2 separate regions of the Homo sapiens genome follow, and region 1 is linked to region 2. The links are chromatin loops, found by intact Hi-C in ENCODE. Cell type or tissue: B cell. All regions are shown on one strand. Region 1 overlaps SPIRE2 (spire type actin nucleation factor 2). Region 2 overlaps FANCA (FA complementation group A).

Region 1 (2,500 bases), 96 kb after region 2:
ATCCCAGCAGGCACGGCCAGGCCTCCTTGTCTGCCTGTGGGGCCAGAGTCTCGGGACAATCGTGTTTGGTGCTTACAGCCCCTTCCCAGTGTTAAGAGGTCCAGGCCAGGCCAGTTCCAAACCTCACACTTACTTAACCTCGGCCTCCCCCACCTGGAGCTGTGCCTCAGCCTCTGGGAGTTGGTGGAGGGAGGGAGGTCGACCCCAGCTCCAGTGTGAGGTGTGGACTGCAGGAGGAGGGTCTGGCTCACTGCTGCTGTGGGACTGCCCATGCCAGCTCATTCTGGGGCTCAGACACGGGGGCCCTTCCGGGGTCCTGTGGACCCTCTATACCACATGGGCCCCGATGAATGTCCTAATGTTGGAGCCACCCTCTTCGCTTTTTTCTTCTTTTTGAGACAAGGTCTTGCTCTGCTGCCCAGGCTGGAGTGCAGAGGTACCATTATAGCTCACTGCAGCCTTGGCCTCCTGGGCTCAAGCAATCCTCCCGCCTCAGCCTCCTGAGTAGCTAGGACTACCGACATGTTTCACGATGCCTGCCTAACTTTTATATTTTTCTATAGAGCTGAGGGTCTCGCTACGTTGCCCAGGGTGGTCTCAAGCTCCTAGGCTCAAGGTTCCACCCGCCTCGGCCTCCTAAGTGCTAGAACTGCCCGTGTAGCTACTGCCCGGCCGCTTCTCCCCTTGACCTTTTGCTTGGTTCCCCTGGAGCCCTCCACCATCTCTATCATCCCCTGGGCACAGTCCTCTTTACCACAGCTCCTGCCAGGCAGTCCTGATGGAGCCTCTGCTCTCCCCCAGGTACCTGTCCCGCGAGTGTCTCTGACCCCAGCCACCCCCTACTCAGCAACCGGGGCTCCTCGGGGGACAGACCCGAGGCCTCCATGACCCCCGATGCCAAACACCTGTGGCTGGTGAGTGAGGGTGCGATTGTCGTCCAGGGCGGCCCAGGGGGCGTCTTTGCACCCACCTTCCCGCCGCCAGCCAGGTCTGGGAGATGGGTCTGAGCACCTGTCTGGGGGGTGTGGCCTGAGCGTCCGTCTGGGGGGGCGCGGTCTGAACATGGGGCACCAGTGGTGGAGCTGCTGGTCTGGGGCCGTGGTCTCTGCTGCCGCCTGCTGGGGCCGAACCGCACTGCACTGCGGCCCCGGAGCCTGGTCCCTAATTGAAGGGTTCAGTGTGGGGTTAGGGCAGACGGTGAACCTGCGTGCCCTGTGCCTGGAGGTCAGTGTGAGGGGGGTTCACTGGGTCGAGACCTTGACTCTGGCCGTGACGCCGCCACGGTACTGCTCAGCCCCTCTGCCCTCGGTTTCTTATCTGACCTGTAATTGTGAAGAGCTCACCTTTGCTGACATCTTGAGGCCCACGTGGACCTGAGTTCTGGTGCAGGATTTAATCAACTGAGGTAAGGGGAGTGTGCGGCCCGTGGGCCACGGTGGCAGCATGCAGGTGTTGGAGGGATGTGAACGGTGTGGTTGCTGTCACTATTTGAGGTTTTATCCAGCGGCTCAGATGAGAACAGATGTTAAAATGCTTTGAGAACTATGAGCCTTATATAAATGCAAGGCACTGTGCGTATCCCCACCGAAACGCAGGGCCTGCCCTGTTAGCCTAGGTCGTATCCCACCGAAGGCAGGGCTTGCCCCGTTAGCCTAGGATTAGCTATATATCACTGCATCAAAAGTTACCTCAAAATGCAGCATCTTAAAATAACAAATATATATTATCTCACAGTTTCTGAGGGTTGGGACTCCGGCAGTGTCTTAGCTGTGTGGCCATGGCTCAGGGTCTTTCGTGAGGCTGCAGTTAGGATGGCAGTGGGGCCTGATCTCGACTGAAGGGTCAAATCGGGGCTGGAGGAGCCGTCTGAAGTGGCGTCTTCACCCAGCTGTGAGCAGGAGGCGTGAGTCCCTTGCTGTGTAGGCCTCTCTCGGGCTGCTTGGGGATCCCCACAGCGTGGTGGCTGGCGTCCCCCAGAGCACGTGGTTCAAGAGTGAGCGCAGTGAAAGCCACTGAGTATTTATGACCAAGTCCAGCAGTGCCACATTGTCCCAACTCACTAGGAATGAGTCACTAAGTCCAGCCTATTCTCAAGGGGAGGGAGAGAATTAAGGCCCACTTCTTTTTTTTTTTTTTTTTGAGACAAGAGTCTGGCTCTGTCGCCCAGGCTGGAGTGCAGTGGCGCCATCTCGGCTCACTGCAAGCTCCGCCTCCCGGGTTCATGCCATTCTCCTGCCTCAGCCTCCCGAGTAGCTGGGACTACAGGCGCCCACCACCGCACCCGGCTAATTTTTTGTATTTTTAGTAGAGACGGGGTTTCATCGTGTTAGCCAGGATGGTTTCGATCTCCTGACCTCATCATCCGCCCTCTTCGGCCTCCCAAAGTGCTGGGACCTGACCTCGTCATCCGCCCTCTTCGGCCTCCCAAAGTGCTGGGATCACAGGCGTGAGCCACCGCACCCGGCCAAGGCCCACTTCTTAAGGAATTAGAGGACACATT
Region 2 (2,500 bases):
CCAAGATTGCGCCACTGTGCCCCAGAGTAAGACTCCACCAGAAAAAAAAAACAAAACAACAACAACAACAAAAAACAAGTTCTCGGGCGCAATGGCTCACGCCTGTAATTCCAGCATTTTGGGAGGCCAAGGCGTGTGGGTAATTTGAGGCCAGGAGTTTAAGACCAGCCTGGACAACATGGTGAAACCCCGTCTGTACTAAAGATACCAAAATTAGTCGGGCGTGGTGGCAGGCGCCTGTAGTCCCAGCTACTGGAGAGGCTGAGGCATGAGAATTGCTTGAACCCAGGAGGCAGAGGCTGCAGTGAGCCAAGACTGCACCACTGAGCACAGCGAGACGTTGTCTCAAAAAATATATCAGTAAAAATAAAAAAAGAAGTTCGTGTTGGGAGAAACTGAGAAAGTATAGCAGGGTTTCTCTGTATTTATTAATATATTTTTTTGAGACAGGGTCTTGCTGTGTCATCCTGGCTGGAATAGAGTGGCGTGATCTTGGCTCACTGCAACCTCCACCTCCTGGGCTCAAGTGATTTCTCTTGCCTCAGCCTCCCAAGTAGCTGGAACCAAAGGTGCACACAACTGTGCCCAGCTAATTTTTGCATTCTTTGTAGAGATGGGGTTTCACTATGTTGCCCGGGCTGGTCTTGAACTCCTGAGTTCAGGTGATCAACCCGCCTTGGCCTCCCACAGTGCTGGGATCACAGGTGTGAGCACCGTGCCCAGTATCTGTATAATTTCTTAAGAGCTGCACATGAGGCCACAACGATTTTAGTCAAGATTCCAATCAAACCATCTAAGTGCTGCTGTTCTTGCCTCTGAGGAGACAGTCGGCACACGCACCCTAGACTCGAGACGAGGAGACAGTCGGCACACACACACCCTAGACTCGGGACGTGGCATGATGCAGGGGAAGGAACGGTCACCTACGTGCTGCTGTTCTTGCCCGAGGAGCACACACAAACCCTAGACTCAGGACGTGGCATGATGCAGGAGAAGGAACGGTCACCTACGTGAACATCTTCCTCTTTCAACACCTCTCGGAAGGTTCTGTGTGTCCAGAGAGAGAGGGCAGCTCTCTGCCAGTCTGCAGAAGGAAGGTGCAAGGGTCTCCAGGAAAGGCTGGCTACGTCCTCCTCAGAAAGAGGCTGTCGGGCCTCTGAGAACAATCTGAACATGAGGAACTGAAACTGAAACAGAGAGTGACCCGGCCGTTTCTTCATTGCGCAAGTTTCACTGTGAGTGGCTGAGCAAATGCTCAGGTGGAAACAGACCATCAACAGCCCACACACACAACCCCACATTCAGAGGACCTCAGTCCAGCCCCTGGGAGGGCGCAATACACGACCCCACGTTCAGGGGACCTCAGTCCAGCCCCTGGGAGGGCACAACACACAACCCCACGTTTAGGGGACCTCAGTCCAGCCCTTGGGAGGGCACAACACACAACCCCACGTTCAGGGGACCTCAGTCCAGCCCCTGGGAGGGCACAACACACAACCCCACGTTCAGGGGACCTCAGTCCAGCCCCTGGAAGGGTGCAGAGCCCCTCAGCGATCATGGCTGTGCACAGTGCTCCAGGGAAGAGCCTATGTGCAGACCTTCCTGCCATCTGACTGCTTCCTTGAGCTAAATGTCTGGAAGCAGAATTGCAGGAACAAAACTGCCTCCCAGGGGTAGGGCTGGTTTGGTCCCGGGCAGTGAAACAGCCCATCTCTAGGCCTCTGCCAGGAATGGCGTTCCCACCAAAAATGCACACCAACTGGACAAGCCAGACACACTATTGGTGCTGCGTGACCGTGTCCATCTCTGCCCCCGAGGAGATGAGAGCCTCCCATGTTTATAACCAGCCTGCTCCAAGGACTGTCGTCCCTGCTCAGCATGCTGGGTGGGAACCACGCTGCCCTCTCCTAAGCTCAAACTCCATGTTTTCTTTAAAAACTTGGCACCAGGGACAAAGTTCCTCAGAGGAAATAACTGGAAATACGTGCACCCTGGATCCTCAGGGGCTGCTCCCAGATTCTGACTTAATTTATCTGGAAAGGGGCCAGGAATCTATAGTTTCAAAAGCTTCTCAGTTGATTCTAATGTGAAGCCTGAAGTTGAAAACCATTATTTATTTATTTTTTTTTTTTTTTGAGGTGGAGTCTCGCTCTGTTGCCCAGGCTGGAGTGCAGTGGTGCAGTCTCGGCTCACTGCAACCTTTGCCTCCCTGGTTCAAGCGATTCTCCTGCCTCAGCCTCCCAAGTAGCTGGGATTACAGGCGTGCGCCACCACGCCTGGCTAATTTTTGTATTTTTAGTAGAGACCAGGTTTCACCATGTTGGCCAGGCTGGTCTCGATCTCTTGACCTCATGATCTGCCCGCCTCGGCCTCCCAAAGTGTTGGGATTACAGGCATGAGCCACCACGCCCAGCCTGAAAACCACTATTTTATACACGAGACGTTCATTAAAATCCTATAAAAGGACAACACTGGTTTGCAGTGCCATTTCACCTTTACT

The links. A loop is a pair of places that touch in the nucleus more often than their neighbours do. Peaks named below come from ENCODE experiments on the same cell type or tissue, not always from the same donor. Only the 100,000 strongest peaks of a DNase experiment are listed, where the experiment ranks them.
Region 1: a loop joins it to region 2, with 4 times the contacts of the local background. A loop is called at or near these places in 52 of 110 quality-filtered maps.

The regions. Positions count from the first base shown.
Region 1 is chr16:89,859,882-89,862,381 of GRCh38, forward strand. SPIRE2 (spire type actin nucleation factor 2) reads left to right here. Exons shown (of 15, transcript NM_032451.2): 10 at 802-914. Among named protein-coding and RNA genes, the nearest start is that of TCF25, 12 kb to the right of the region's middle. RefSeq lists an enhancer at 1,187-1,276. In B cell, CTCF peaks have their summits at 1,122 (motif pointing left) and 1,330 (motif pointing left); a DNase peak (open chromatin) is centred at 1,110; H3K27me3 peaks cover 416 bases.
Region 2 is chr16:89,763,880-89,766,379 of GRCh38, forward strand. FANCA (FA complementation group A) reads right to left here. Exons shown (of 43, transcript NM_000135.4): 28 at 1,011-1,187. Among named protein-coding and RNA genes, the nearest start is that of ZNF276, 44 kb to the left of the region's middle. RefSeq lists enhancers at 1,091-1,200, 1,361-1,430. In B cell, no CTCF peak of the experiment used is centred here; a DNase peak (open chromatin) is centred at 1,192; H3K4me3 peaks cover 1,736 bases; H3K27ac peaks cover 1,819 bases.